Regions from separate parts of the Homo sapiens genome. Here region 2 is linked to region 1. The links are chromatin loops, found by intact Hi-C in ENCODE. Cell type or tissue: Caco-2. All regions are shown on one strand. Each heading gives the region's core, and the rest is flanking DNA. Links, peaks and the distances in the headings are about the cores only.

Region 1 (8,339 bases), core at 314-8,313:
TGGTGCAGAGAAATCTTTGTGCTTGGGAGAGGGAGAGCACAGCAACCGGGGGACTTTACATTGAACTTAGTGCTGCCGTCTCACAGTGGAGACCTGGCAGGATTCATCTCCTGCTGACAAAAGAGCCCCTAGGCCCTGAATAACCACCAGCAATACCCAGGTAATACACTATGGGCCTTGGGCTCTGAGACATGCTGGCTTCAAGTGTGACCCAGCACATTCCCAGCTGTGGTGGCTACAGCGAAAGATCTTTCTGTTTGAGAAAAACAGGGGGGAAAGTAAAGGGGACTCCGTCTTGCACTTCAGGTACCAGCTCAGCCACAGTGGGGTGGAGCAATAAGCAGACTCTTCAGGTCCCCACGTCCAAGCCTAGGCTCTTGGTTAGCATTTCTGGACCTGCCATGGACCAGAAGGAAGCCCACTACTCTGAAGAGTGAGTGTCAGGTCTGGCAGCACTCATCACAAGCTGACAAAAGGGCCCTTGGGCTTTAAGTGAACATCAGCGGTAGCCTGGCAGAACCCCTCGTGGGGTGCTTATGGTGGTGGCCACAGGGAGAGAAAAGTGGGAAGGACTTTGTCTTATGGTTTGAGTGCCAGCTTTGCTGCAGTAGAGTAGAATACCCGGTAAATTTCTAAGGTATTTGACTTAAATCCCTGGCTCTCAGACAACATCTCTGGACCAACCTAGGTCTGGAGGAACTCACTGCCCTGAATGGAGGGACATAAATCAGACTGGCTTTGCCATATGCTGATCATAAAGCCCTAGGTCCTAGAGTGAACTTAGGTGGTAGCCAGATAGTAGTTACAGCAGGCCTTGGGTGGGGCCCAGTGCTGTGCTGGTTTCATGTCTCAGCCAGCACAGTCCTGGTGGTGGTGGCTACAGGGTACTTGTGTCCCTCCACCTCCAGTTCCAGGAGACTCAGCACAGAGTCAGGGAGAGACGCTGCTTGTGAAAAAATAAGAGAAAAAAATAAAAGTGTCTGCCTGGTAATCTAGAGAATTCTTCCAGATCTTATCCAAGACTACCAGAGCAGCACCTCTATGAGTCTGCAAGAAACATAATATTATTGGACTTGGGGCCCAAGTTCCTTCAAAATACCCGGAAAGCCTTTCCAAGGAGGATGGGCACAAATAAGCCCAGACTGTGAAGACTACAATAAGCGCCTAACTCTTCAATGCCCAGACATTAACGAACATCTACAAGCATCAAGACCATCCAGGAGAAAATGACCTCACCAAACAAAATAAATAAGGAACCAGGGACCAATCCTGGAGAAACAGATATGTGACCTTTCAGACAGAGAATTCAAAGTAGCTGTGTCGAGGAAACTCAAAGAAATCCAAGAAACACAAAACAGAAATTCAGAATTCTTTTTTTTTTTTCTTGAGATGAACGCCCAGGCTGGAGTGTAGTGGTACGATCTTGGCTCACTGCAACCTCTGCCTCCTGGGTTCAAGTGATCTTCCCACCTCAGCCTCCTAAGTAGCTGGAATTACAGGTATGTGCCACCACACCCAACTAATTTTTATGTTTTTAGTAGACATGGAGTTTTGCCATTTTGGCTAGGCTGGTCTTGAACTCCTGACCTCAAGTGATCAGCCTCCCAAAGTGCTGCGATTACAGGTGTGAGCCACTGCGCCTGGCCAGGAATTCAGAATTCTATCAGACAAATTTAACAAAGAGATTGAAGTTATTAAAAAGAAATGAAATTCTAGTGCTGAAAAGTACAACTGCCATGCTGAAGAATGCATCTGGGTCTCTTAATAACAGACGTGATCAAGCAGAAGAAAGAATTAATGAGCTTGAAGACAGGCTATTTGAAAATCCACAGTCAGAGGAGACAAAAAGAAAGAGTAAAAAACAATGAAGCATGTCTACAAGATATAGAAAATAGCCTTAAAAGGGCAAATCTAAGCACTATTGGCCAAAAAGAGGAGGTTGAGGAAGAGATGGGGATAGAAAGTTTATTGAAAGGGATAATAACAAAGAACTTCCCAAACCCAGAGAAAGATATCAATATTCAAGTACAAGAAAGTTATAGAACATCAGGCAGATTTAATCCAAAAAAGACAACCTCAAGGCATTTAATAATCAAACTCCCAAAGGTCAAAGATAAAGAAAGGATCTTAAAAACAGCAACAGAAAAGAAACAAATAAAATATAATAGAGCTCCAATACATCTGGCCTCAGACTTTTCAGTGGAAACCTTATAGGCCAGGAGAAACTAGCATGACATATTTTAAATGCTGAAGGGAAAAAAAAAACTTTAACCCTAGAATAGTATATTCAGCAAAATATATCTTTTAAGCATGAAGGGGAAATAAAGACCTTCCCAGACAAACAAAAGCTAAGGGATTTTCATCAACACTAGACCTGTCCTATAAGAAATGCTAAAGGAGGCCAAGCGTGGTGGCTCATGCGTGTAATCCCAGCAGTTTGTGAGGCTGAGGCGGGTGGATTGCTTGAGGCCAGGAGTTCCAGACCAGCCTGACCAACATGGTCAGGTGTCTCTACTAAAAATACAAAAATTAGCTGGGTGTGGTGGCGCATGCCTGTAGACCCAACTACTTGGGAGGCTGAGGCACTATAATTGCTTGAACATGGGAGGCAGAGGTTGCAGTGAGCTGAGATCATGCTACTGCACTCCAGCCTGGGCAAAAGAGTGAGACTCCATCTCAAAAAAAAAAAAAGAAATGCTAAAGAAAGTTCTTACATCTGAAAGAAAAGGACATTGATGAGCAATAGGAAGTCACGTGAAGCTACAAAACTCACTGGTAATAGCACACAGAAAGACATAGAATATTATAACACTTTAATTACGGTGTTCAAAATACTCTTAAGCAGAAAGACTAAGCAATGAACTAATCAAAAATAATAACTACAGCAATTTGTCATGACAGACAGTACAATAAGACATGAAGAGAAACAACAAAAAGTTAAAAAGCAGGAGGATGAAGTTAAGAGTTTTTATTAGTTTTCTTTTTGCTTATTTGTTTGTTTATGCAATCAGTGTTAAGTTGTCATCAGTTTGAAACAATGGGTTATGAAACAGTAGTTGCAAGCCTCATGGTAACCCCAAATTGAAAAACATACAATGGGCCAGGCACAGTGGCTCACGCCTGTAATCCCAGCACTTTGGGGGGCTGAGACGGACGGATCGCTTGATATGAGGAGTTGGAGACCAGCCTGGCCAACATGGTGAAAACCCTGTCTCTACTAAAAATACAAAAATTAGCCAAGTGTGGTAGTGGGCACCTGTAGTCCCAGCTACTCGGGAGGCTGAGGCAGGGGAATCACTTGAACCTAGAGGCAGAGATTGCAGTGAGCCAAGATTGTGCCACTGCACTCCAGCCTGGGTGAAAGAGTGAGACTTCATCTCAAAAAATGACAACAACAACAAAAAACTGGACTCTTTCATCATTATATAATAACCTTCTTTGTCTCTATAGGCGGCAGAAACAAAGAAGGTCATTATATAATAATCAAGGAGTCAGTTTAGCAAGAAGATATAACAATTATATATGCACCCAACACTGGAGCATCCAGATATATGAAGCAGCAAATATTATTTAAGGTAAAAAGACAGCCCTCAGTACAATAATAGCTGGAGATTTTAACATCCCACTTTCACCAATGGACAGATCTTCTAGACAGAAAATCAACAAGGAAACATCAGGCTTAAACTGCACTATAGAACAAATGGACCTAATAGATATTTACAGAGCATTTCATCTGAAGGCTGCAGAATACACATTCTTCTCCTCAGCACATGGATTATTCTCAAGAATAGACCATATGTTAAATCACAAAACAAGGCTTTAAAAAATTCAAAAAAATTGAAATAACATCAGGCATCTTCTCTGACCACAATGTAACAAAACAAGAGATTTGGAAGCTATAAAAATACACAGCAATTAAACAATATGCTTCTGAATGACCAGTGGGTCAATGAAGAAATTAAGAGGGAAATTGAAAAATTTGTTGAAACAAATGATAATGGAAACAGAACATACCAAAACCTATGGAATACAGCAAAAGCAGTACTAAGAGGGAATTTTATAATTATAGGTATCTACATTTAAAAAGAAGAAAAACTAATCTAATAATCATAAATAACCTAATGGTACGTGTTAAAGAACTACAAAAGCAAGAGCAAACCAAACTCAAAATTAGCAGAAGAAAAGAAATAATAAATATCAGAGCAGGTGGGGTGTGGTGGCTGACGTCTATAATCCCAGCACTTTGGGAGGCTGAGGCAGGCTCATCACTTGAGGTCAGGAGTTCAAGACCAGCCTGGCCAACACTGTGAAACCCCATCTCTACTAAAATACAAAAATTAGCTGGGCATGGTGGCACGTGCCTGCAGTCCCAGCTACTCCGGAGGCAGAGTTGAGAGAATCGCTTGAAACCAGGAGGTTGCAGTGAGCCTAGATCATGCCATTGCACTCCAGCCTGGGTGACAGAGTGAGACTTGGTCTCAAAAAAAAAAAAAAAAAAAAGGATACATGAAGGCCTAAGTGGATTTTGAGTTTATCTAATTTATTGTTCTCTAATAGGCCTAGAATATAAAATAAAGAAATAGGATAATACTTTTTTTTGTATTGCTTCTGAAGTGATACAAATGAAATTATATCTTCCTCAGACCTTCTACAAGCTATAAAAATTCATAGACTATTTGAAAATAAGCCTTGCTACTAGTCTTATCAAAAACTTCAAAATGTTTCCACTTCTTTGAAGTGCAATTGGTGGCATGAAAAGAACCCAGAACTAGAAGATGAAGGGCACAGGTGGGTTTTAGCCCTGGCTTCTTTTTTTTTTTTTCTTTTTTGAGACGGAGTTTCACTTTTGTTGCCTAGGCTGGAGTGCACGATCTTGGCTCACTGCAACCTCCACCTCCTGGGTTCAAGTGATTCTCCTGCCTCAGCCTCCTGAGTAGCTGGGATTACAGGTTCCCACCACCACACCCAGCTAATTTTTGTATTTTTGGTAGAGACGGGGTTTCACCATGTTGGCCAGGCTGGTCTCGAACTCCTGACATCAGATGATCCGCCTGTCTTGGCCTCCCAAGGTTCTGGGATTACAGGCGTGAGCCACTGCAGCCGGCCTAGCCTAGCCCTGGCTTCTTTTCTTACAAGTTGTGTGTCCTTGGGCATTTATTTAACTTTTCTGATCTGCAGTTTTCTTTATCTGTAAAGTCAACAGTTGTAAAGATTAAATGAGATAACTTTTGAACAGTGCTTTTCAAACTAGAAAACACCGCAAATATTTGATTATAAGGTAGGTTTGTCCAAGTCCCAACAGCTGTGGGAGGACTGAAAATAAAAGATAAAATTTTTAAACTTACAATTGTATGTGCTAAAGGAAGATGGCCAGGATGGTGAAGTGTGCAGTGACCTTGTGGTTAGAAATGTGGTTGGAGGAACTAAGACTGTTACTCTGAAGCCTGAACACTGGGGTTGCAGAGAGGAGAATCAATATTTACAGCCTGGCCTGGTGGGAATCCTACTGTATGACTTGGCCTTTAGCAGTGTCAGATTTTTAAAAATATTCCTGTTTTATTTAGAAATGAGTTATCACCTCGCCTTGCTCATTTTCCTCTCATCTTTACATTCCCTTAATCCAAAAACCAGGAAGGATGCAGGCTTAGGTCTTCAGATGTCTCAGGCTGATCTCTCTGTGCTTATAGAATCTTTTTAAGGCCACAGGAGAGGTAGGTGACATCTGGATGTAGTCTCAAAACAAAGCTCAACATGCATATCTTGGTGGAAATCTGAAGGAAATGGAACAGGAGGAAAATGAAGACACAACTTTGAGGCACATATGGATTGGAAGTTGTCTAATGGAAGGTCTGGATACCTTTCAGAATTCTCAGAGGATATACTTTTTAAGGTATAAGTGACTCATGACAGGAGGAGTGGAGAGCTGGTGACCAATTTGAAAATTGCTCAGGAATGCGGATTGATGTTTGGAACATCAATTTCCATAGTTTATATACTTTCTACTATTCAATCAAATTAAGATTGATGTTTGGAACTCCAATTTCCACAGTTTCTATTGCTTCTCTTTTCTCATAATAGTCTTTCTACCTCTTTTTATTTAACCAAATAAGACACAGTGAGTTTAATGAATTTTGGGTTTTTTTTCCCCCAGTTGGGAAGATCTGTCAATATTTCATAGGCAAGCAAAAAGAGGCACTAAAAGGGACCTATTAAAATATTTTAGTCACTTCTGAAGATCCAAAGACAGGTTCTTTTTTTGCAAAGCTTTATTCTCTTTTTATGAATTCCTCTTTTTGCTGATTTGTCTTTTATTTCTTTCCTTTTTTTTTTTTCTTTTGAGACAGAGTTTCACTCTGTCTCCCAGGCTGGAGTGCAGTCGCATGATCTCGGCTCACTGCAAACTCCACTTCCCGGGTTCAAGCGGTTCTCCTGCCTCTGCTTCCTGAGTAGCTGGGACTACAGGCACACACCACCATGCCCAGCTAACTTTTGTTTTTTTTATAGAAATGGGATTTCACCATGTTGGCCAGGCTGGTCTCCAATGCCTGACCTTAAGTAATCCACCTGCCTCGGCCTCCCAAAGCACTGGGATTACAGGCATGAGCCACCATGCCCAGCCTGATTTGTCTTTTGTGATTACTCAAAGATCAAGCAGCTCATACTATGTACATCAGTTTTACAGACCTGGCAAGGTAGCCCTTTGGCTTGCCTTCATAGCTGTGAACCTGCAATTAAGTCATCAAAAATTTTCAGCCTGCTGCCTATTTACAATGTAAACAAGTGATTGCTAGTATCAAGCTATTTGTGAATACAGAATTTTTTTTTCTTTTTTCAGAGGGAGCGTCGCTCTGTCACCCAGGCTGGAGTGCAGTGGCACAATCTCGGCTCACTGCAACCTCCGCCTCCTGCGTTCAAGTGATTCTCCTGCCTCAGTCTCCTGAGTAGCTGGGACTACAGGCATGCACCACCACATCCGGCTTTTTGTATTTTTAGTAGAGACGGGGTTTCACCATGTCAGCCAGGCTGGTCTCGAACTCCTGACCTCAAGCAATCCACCCACCTTGGCCTCCCAAAGTGCTGGGATTACAGGCGTAAGCCACCGTGCCTGGCCTGAATACAGAATTTTTGAAACATTTCTTTGGCTAAAACAGCATTTTTAAATAAGGAAATTTGCAGAGTTGAGGTTTCATTAGAGACATGAAGATTTAATTTGAGTTGTAATTTTTGACATCATTAAGAGTGAAGCAAAGTTTTTCAGAGATTTGAGCTATTTCATTGTGTTGACAGGTGTAATGATTAGAGCATCATAATCTACATGGATGTGGCTTCACTAAGCAGAAAATATAACATTTTGTATAATTAGAAGTTTGCTGTTTTGAGTACATCTTCTTCCATCTATTTATACTCACAAGTTCACCAGGGAAACACTTTCCCTCCAAATGCAGTGGGGTAGATATGAGTTGCTCTACATACTTGGGTGTATGAGTTGTCACCTCATCTATATGTTCTAAAATTACCTCTGATTCTTAACCTCGACTAGCCAAAGCAGTGAGAAAGTCCATTTCGGATATGTTTTGGGAAATTTCCCCCTTTTGTTAGGGTCACCTAAAAATCCAAGTTGAAGACTCTACTTCCAGGTATAATTTCTATGGTTTATTACTGGAAAAGTTTCTCTAAATATGTGGATCGCTGGAAATAAGAGGAAGCACAGGGTTCTCCGAGTGAAGCTGGCTTTTGGAATTACTTGGCTGCAACTGTCATTTGCTACTTTAAGATTTTACTTATTGATTTTTTTTTTTGAGACAGAGTCTCACTCTGTTGCCCAGTCTGGAGTGCAGTGGTGCGATCTCAGCTCACTGCAACCTCTGCCTCCCGGGTTCAAGCGATTCTCCTGCCATAGCCTCCTGAGTAGCTGGGACTATAGTCATGTGCCACCACGCTTGGCTAATTTTTGTATTTTAGTAGAGACAGGGTTTCAGCTGCTCTGCCTATGGAGTAGCCATTGTTTTATTCATTTACCTTAATAAACTTGCTTTTTTTTTTTTTTTAAATGAAAACCGCTCTGTTGGCCAGGGTGGTCTTGAACTTCTAACCTTAAGTATTCCACCTGCCTCAGTCTCTTAAAGTGCTGGAATTACAGGTATGAGCCACTATGCTCGGCCTGCCATTTTCTATTGATAATTTTCTTCGCTTCCTTGGGGAGAGTAAAAGGGAGAGAACACAGTCTGAGTAGTTCCTCTTCAAAATAAGCTGGGCGCAGTGGCTCACGCCTGTAATCCCAGCAATTTGGGAGGCCAAGGAGGGCAGAACACCTGAGGTCAGGAATTTGAGACCAGCCT
Region 2 (8,339 bases), core at 9-8,008, 93 kb before region 1:
TTGACAAACCTGACAAAAACAAGAAATGGGGAAAGGATTCCCTATTTAATAAAGGGTGCTGGGAAAACTGGCTAGCCATATGTACAAAGCTGAAACTGGATCCCTTCCTTACACCTTATACAAAAATTGATTCAAGATGGATTAAAGACTTACATGTTAGACCTAAAACCATAAAAACCCTAGAAGAAAACCTAGGCATTACCATTCAGGACATAGGCATGGGCAAGGACTTCATGTCTAAAACACCAAAAGCAATGGCAACAAAAGTCAAAACTGACAAATGGGATCTAATTAAACTAAAGAGCTTCTGCACAGCAAAAGAAACTACCATCAGAGTGAACAGGCAACCTACAGAATGGGAGAAAATTTTTGCAACCTGCTCATCTGACAAAGGGCTAATATCCAGAATCTACAATGAACTCAAACACATTTACAAGAAAAAGCAAACAACCCCATCAAAAAGTGGGCAAAGGATATGAACAGACACTTCTCAAAAGAAGACATTTATGCAGCCAAAAAACACATGAAAAAATGCTCATCATCACTGGCCATCAGAGAAATGCAAATCAAAACCACAAAGAGATACCATCTCACACCAGTTAGAATGGCGATCATTAAAAAGTCAGGAAACAACAGGTGCTGGAGAGGATGTGGAGAAATAGGAACACTTTTACACTGTTGGTGGGACTATAAACCAGTTCAACCATTGTGGAAGTCAGTGTGGCGATTCCTCAGGGATCTAGAACTTGAAATACCATTTGACCCAGCAATCCCATTACTGGGTATATACCCAAAGGATTATAAATCATGCTGCTATAAAGACACATGCACACGTATGGTTATTGCAGCACTATTCACAATAGCAAAGACTTGGAACCAACCCAAATGTCCAACAATGGTAGACTGGATTAAGAAAATGTGGCACATATACACCATGGAATACTATGCAGCCATAAAAAAGGATGAGTTCATGTCCTTTGTAAGGACATGGATGAAGCTGGAAACCATCATTCTCAGCAAACTATCGCAAGGACAAAAAACCAAACACCGCATATTCTCACTCATAGGTGGGAATTGAACAATGAGAACACATGGACACAGGAAGGGGAACACCACACACCGGGGACTGTTGTGGGGTGGGGGGAGGGGGGAGGGATAGCATTAGGAGATATACCTAATGTTAAATGACGAGTTAATGGGTGCAGCACACCAACATGGCACATGTATACATATGTAACTAACCTGCACGTTGTGCACATGTACCCTAGAATTTAACGTATAATAATTAAAAAAAAGAAACCCTGTCTCTATTTTTTTAAATACATTTTTAAAAAATAAAATTTATTTATTTAAAAAAATTTTTTTAAAGTATCATTTTTATACATATAAATACAATTTTTGAAAATTTTAACAAGAATATAATACATTCAATCTATAATAATTTGTCATATCTCTACCAACATCTTAAAATTTTGTTTATTTGTTTGTTGAGACAGAGTTTCACTATTGTTGCCCAGGCTGGAGTGCAATGGCACGATCTCAGCTCACTGCAACCTTCGCCCTCCAGGTTCAAGCGATTCTCCTGCCTCAGCCTCCTGACTAACTGGGATTACAGGCACCCGCCACCACGCCTGGCTAATTTTTTGTATTTTTAGTAGAGACAGGGTTTTACCATGTACGCCAGACTGGTCTTGAACTTCTGACCTCAAGTGATCCGCCCGCCTTGGCCTCCCAAAGTGTTAAAATTGCAGGCATGAGCCACTGTGCCTGGCCAGAATTTTTTATTATAAGCAGTCAAAATAATGAGTCTTTGAAATTATTTTTTCTGATTACAGAATCACTTTGTGCTCACTACAGGAAACTTGTAAAATATAAAAAGCAGAAAAGAATGTCCCATAATCTTACCAACAAGAAACAACCATTGTAACCATTTTATTTCTTGTATGGGTACCATCTTACAGTCAGTAAGAATACTATTAATTAATACTTATTAACCACTTCCTTTGAGATATTCAGCTAAGAGTTTTCCAAACATTTTCATTTTACCTTTATATTCAAGTAGTAGGTGAACATTTTACAGTTGTGTCAAGTAGGGTTTAAAGAGGTTAGGAAACGTGCCTAAGGTCACAGAGAAAAGTGGTAGAGCTGAAGCCAGCATCCTTGATCACTATACCACACCACTGTCAATGTACAGATACAGACAATGCCATACACTACTCCTTGCTTCTAAAATTATAAATATAATTTTTAGATGGCTATTTAATAACAGCACTTGGATATATAGTAACTTTACTGACTCACTCCTCTCCTGGATCAGATTATTTTCATATTTTATTCAGGATAGTGTGATTCATTCAATACAAAAAATAAAAACTAGATAAATGCAAGACTTGCTTGTCCACTTCTAAATTTAAATTAAAATATATAATTCAACTTACTCTTTTACTGAGGCAAATAACTGGCCACATACTGCAACCTAATGTGCAGCAGCAACAAAGGCAGCCACAAAGTAGCCAACGTACATTAACAGGAAGGTTCTTCTTAAGACAACTGTTAACTCTGTTGATGCTGGCTTTAAATTCTTCAGGAGCTACCTAAAGAAAAATTTTAAGAAATAATAACAATGCAATATTAATGTCAAAAAACATGACTGATGAGCATACTTTTTTCTAATTTTCTCAGAAAAAAACTTTCATTTTGAGGCATACAAATAGTACATAAATGAGACACTCACTTTTCCAGTTAATGAAGAAGGGAATTCAGATTCAAATTTGTTGCTCAGTCCAAATCTATTTTAAAAAATAAGAAGAATATGTTATTACATGTTATTGTTGCCAAAAATGTAGACCATTTAATTTAAAGGTCAAGTCAATAGAAAGCATTTTCACATATGGAGGAAGTTTTAGACATAAAATGGAAGTTTGAGATAAAATAACTGTAACAAGCAATTTATGAAATGTAACAATTATTTTAGCAGTTAAATGGAAACTTTTGCATAATGATAAGGGGCTGAATGTTAATTAACCAGCAGTATGTAAACAAAAATATAAATGGTTCATTTAATTTGAGCTACCAACTTTATATCTTAAAAAGTAACTACAAAGCATATTATTTTAATGGGTGGGATAGCGATTTTTTCCAGCTTTTAATGTTATTGGTGGAAACAAACAATACCTGTGAATTTTAGCAGGTGTCCTACACAAGCAATAAGATGAGAAGGAAAAATGCAGGAAAAAGAGTGAGGAGGGGAAGAATAAGGAAAAAGGGAGAGAAAAAATAAAAAAGTAGGAATGGACAAAGTGCTACCAAGAACCGTCTTAGGTTCCATTGAACACCTATTTGTCAGTGCATTAGATGGTATGAAAGAAAATGTAGACGTGTACTATACCTATATCTATTCCTATTACCTAAAAGACCTTTTCTTGAATCATGGTTAAAATATTCCATGGCTTTAGAATTGATAAAAGATTTAAACTATTTTCAAAGAATGGTAAATATAACAAGAAGATAAAAGACATAATAAAAACAACCTATCTTGCTTTTATCTATCAGAAGTCTACCAGTACTTGGAGAACAGAGAATTCATTCAAATCACAACTACTGAGCACATTCCATGCAACACTTCAGTGCAGGCTTTTATGGCTTTTACAGCTTCCTTTGTTTCCTTAAGAAATCACACACGAGACCAATTTTACTTTTATATAATTTGAGATAATTTTGAAAGTTCATGTAATACACTGTAAAGTTTTGAAGGGGGGACTCCAACTTTACACCTAAATCTAAATGGAATCTTGAAACAGGCTTGTTTTACTCATATCCCACATACATCCATTTCACTATCTCTACATTCCTCCAGTCTATAGTCATAACTCTGCAAACCACTCCAATCTGTTATCCTGCTTTCTCATGATCATCATATTCAAGTTTATCTTTCCTGATAGACCTTGAAACCCTCAATCTGTTGATCTGCAGCTATCAGGATACCTCCTTATATCTTATCTTAAAAAACAAAACAAACCTTAAATACATACAGTCATGTGCCACATAACAACGTTTCAGTCAGGACATACTAGAAGGTGGTCCCACAAGATTTTAATACTGTATTTTTACTGTACCTTTTCTATGTTTAGATACACAAAAACTTACCACTGTGTTATAACTGCCTACAATACACAGTACAGTAACATACTGTACAGGTTTGTAGCCTAAGGGCTATGGGCTATACCATATAGCCTAGATGTGTAGTAGGCTACACCATTTTAAGTTTGTATACACACACTCTGTGATGTCTGCACAATGATGAAATTGCCTACTGACCCATTTATCAGAGTAGTCCCCATAGTTAAGCACCACATACTTGTATATATCTTCACTTTAACCAAAAACCCTGTTGAAATGCCACTCTTTCCTTAGAAATCCTCAACTACAGTTCACTCCTGACCTTATCTATTCTAAAGAACTTTACCTCCTGCACCTCCATCTAATTCAGCAACCTACTCACTGTGATATATTCTGCATATTGTCATCACTTGGGACTGTATCACCTCTGAAATTCTGAACTGTAAAATTCTTCTCTTACCACTGCCATCAATCATTTCATTTCTCCCATCCTTACTAAATTTGTTTTTTGGCCTCTGGTTGTAATATATTGCTTCCCACCCCTCCATAGCTCCCTATGACTCCATTTCCTTCCTTATTTGCCAGAACTACATAGTCAATCATTTTGAACATACTCCAACAAACACCTTTAATCATCTCTACAGTGTCCCTTGCCAACCCAGGTTCAATTAAATTGTTTACCTTCTTCACACTGCCTGGAGCTACTGGAGAAAAATCACATTTATAAATGTATCACCAATAATAAATATATATATAACATACATATCTTATTTCTAATCTCATGAGTATTATTGTAACAATCTTTATTCATCCCCAGTAAGTTCTCTTTTCCATGCTCCGTAGTTGTTGTGCCTGTCTTTAGGTACTCCACTTTATCCTCACAACCAACATTTTTTTGCAAATAACCACAGTTGTCAACTCTGAGAGAAAAAAATGTCATGGAATATAAACTGCTTTACCTTCCCTCCCTTTTATTTTTGGATTTACTTATATATCTTCAGTATTTTTACCATCTCTCAATGGAGGAAAGCTTCCAAAAACTAACCATTTACTTCTGAGTGCATCTCCTCCAGTCTCCTCTGCAATTCACTGTATTTCTACCTCGCTTCAGGCTCCTTAAACATAGCCTACAAACCTGAATTAGTCTATCCACCTGAGGATGTGAATCCTTATTTCTTCTTCTCTCTCAATGTCTGATGGCATCTATTTCTTTCCTTCCTCAACTAATGTTTTGAAAGACTCCTTTACATTAACTATCTTTACGTTACCTCCCATTCATTATTCAAACTACCACAATCCAGGCTTTCCTACACACTTCTTTACTAATAAGACTGTTCTCATCAGAGTAGTTGAAAACAACTCTTTTCAGCAAGTCTTCTTTCATATAGCATGCTTTCTCCTGGCAAAGAGCTTGAATGTCAGAATTTCTTATTTGGCACAGGCCACAGCAAATATCTCCTTTGCTATGTTTTTCATCCCTGCCAAAACCTTTTTTTTTAATCCAAATCTAGACCAACCAAAACAATAGTAGCAGGTAGAATTTTAGCAAGACGGTCTTATTTTATTAAATGGATAGGAAAAGTCACACTTCTTGTTTGATAATATAACTGTAAAATATCACCTCTAATGATTTATTTTTGACATAAACCACTTAATTTTGACAATACCTTAGTTCTGGCTTCTTTTTTAAGTTCAGCAGGAGGCAGAGACTGTTAGAATGAAAATGGCATCTATGTTTTGTTTTCAATTGACAGCATTATAAATGTACCTACAAGTTTACATAAAACTTTTTATATATGGTAAAAATAATTTCCTTTATTCTAAGACAAAGTACAACTGGTTCAGCACAGTATTAGAAAGGCCAAGTTTCATCCCATAAAATAATAATTTGATGTACTTGAAAGAAGAGCAATGATTCCTGCATTGAGTAGGAAGCTGAACCCCCTTCAGACTCTAATAACCAAACATTCTACTAATCCAAAAAGCCAGAAGTAACACTTGGATAATTTTTAAAAATATGATTTAAAGTAGGTGGCATCTTAATTCAGTTATCTACAAGACTAATTAAATTTTAAAAAATATTTTATGTTGGCAAGAAGGTCAAGATGGAAAAATATCACACACTGTCAATGGAACTATAAATTGTTACAACCATTTCAGATTAATTTGGCATTGAAAATATTTATACCTTTGTCATACTGTTTTCTCTTTAGAAATGTAATATTACCTAAAAAATAACTTGAAATGTGGATTAAATTTATGCATAAACAAGTTCATTGAATCTTTATTCACAAATATAAATATGTATCTATTTACAACATTTTAGGAATGGTTAAGAAAATTATCTTATCTCAATATAACAGAATATTAAACAACCATTAAAAATGAAATTTGCAAACTAAAAACACAGAAATACCATTGAACATAAACTTATTTACCTTCCCTCCCTTTCATTTTTAGATTTATTTATGTATCTTCAGTATTTTTACCATCTTTCTCAATGGAGGAAAATGTTGAAGAAGAAAATTCAATATACCATGATATTAACTGAAAAGAACAAAAATCTTGCAAGTTGATAGAATTTTCAGGAGTGCCATCTGGTAGTATGTAAAACGGGTCTTAAAAAATATTCCTACCCTGGCTGGGTGTGGTGGCTCACACCTGTGATCCCAGCACTTTGGGAGGCCAAGGCAGGTGGATCACCTGAGGTCAGGAGTTCGAGACCAACCTGGCCAACATGGTGAAACCCCATCACTACTAAAAATGCAAAAATAGCTGGATGTGGTGGTGGGCACCTGTAATCTCAGCTACTCAGGAGGCTGAGGTAGGAGAATTGCTGGAACCCGGAGGCGGAGGTTGCAGTGAGCCAAGATTGCGTCACTGCACTCCAGCCCGGGCTGACAACAGTGAGACTCAGTCTCAAAAAAAAAAAAAAAAAAAAAAAATTCCTACCCTTTGACCCAGTAATTCTACTTCCAGAAATGTATCAAGAGAAAATAGCTGCAGTGGCACAGATATGTTAATGAATAATCAAGTATTCTGCAGTGTTATTTTAGGGAGGGGGTATTAAAGACATTTTGTGTCATTTGTTTTTTTTTAAATAAGAGCTATTTTTCAGAAATGTATAGTTCCTGCTAACTAAATAATTGACGAGTATTTTATTTTATTTTTTTGAGACAGAGTCTCGCTTTGTTGTTCAGGCTGGAGTGCGGTGGCGTGGTCTCATCTCACTGTAACCTCTGCCTCCCGGGTTCAAGCGATTCTCGTGCCTCAGCTTCCCAAGTACCTGGGATTACAGGTGCTCGCCACCATGCTGGGCTAATTTTTGTATTTTTAGTAGAGACGGGGTTTCACCATGTTGGCCAGGCTGGTCACAAACACCTGACAAGTGATCCGCCCACCTTGGCCTCCCAAAGTATTGGGATTACAGGCGTGAGCCACTACACCCGGCAGACAAATATTTTATAATGTACAATACCACCCTAATTTTGTTTTCTTATTTGAATATTTTATTTGGTATTAACTAGGTATTTTAAGATAAGTAAACAAGGAAATTTAGGTTCACTAATCAATAGTTTTCTTGAATGCATTTCAATGTTTTCCATAGTTCAAGTCCATCTAATCCTCTGTCCTTCTTACTTCAGTTTTAACTTCTTCTATGTTCCTTGTATCTCCTCATATTAACAATGTCTCTTGGCATTCACTACTGAGCTATCATTTTAAATTAAGACATGTTTTGAACTCATAACGAATTTTGCTTTTTAAATGCAGAAATGCAAGAATCCACTGCTTCAACTTGTTTTGCCCTTAATCAAAAATATATGTTCAATGTTTCTTTTCTTCTGAGTTACAGTGATATTTTTAACAGTGAAATTTTTAAAACAGAAATATCTTATAATTAAATTAATTATAATACAACAATCTGAAAAGATGCTACACAGCTCAAAACCATGTATACTAGAGAGAGTAGTCTGTTACTCCGCATGCCTAACTAGGAACTCCCTATACTTTGGCTAATTAGATCACAAGTGGGCATCTGCTTTAAGAACAGCTAATCCCTGGGCTGGGTAGCAGCACATGGAATGGCAAGGCCAAACAGTCCTGCCTAACTTAGATAACATTAACTAACTCAATCAGCTCTCTCTTGAGGTATCTGAACATAAGACAAATAGATGGTAACATGCAGAGCTGACAGAGAGAGGGCTTAAATTGAAGTCAAG

Evidence for each region. Peaks named below come from ENCODE experiments on the same cell type or tissue, not always from the same donor. Only the 100,000 strongest peaks of a DNase experiment are listed, where the experiment ranks them.
Region 2: a loop joins it to region 1, with 10 times the contacts of the local background. A loop is called at or near these places in 4 of 110 quality-filtered maps.

Annotation. Positions count from the first base shown.
Region 1 is chr4:54,139,643-54,147,981 of GRCh38, forward strand. It overlaps the pseudogene LOC124900925. Among named protein-coding and RNA genes, the nearest start is that of GSX2, 44 kb to the left of the region's middle. RefSeq lists a silencer at 2,250-2,468. In Caco-2, for the core only: no CTCF peak of the experiment used is centred there; DNase peaks (open chromatin) are centred at 5,099 and 5,393.
Region 2 is chr4:54,046,517-54,054,855 of GRCh38, forward strand. CHIC2 (cysteine rich hydrophobic domain 2) reads right to left here. Exons shown (of 6, transcript NM_012110.4): 2 at 2,735-2,789; 3 at 2,439-2,594. Among named protein-coding and RNA genes, the nearest start is that of CHIC2, 14 kb to the right of the region's middle. In Caco-2, for the core only: no CTCF peak of the experiment used is centred there; no DNase peak of the experiment used is centred there.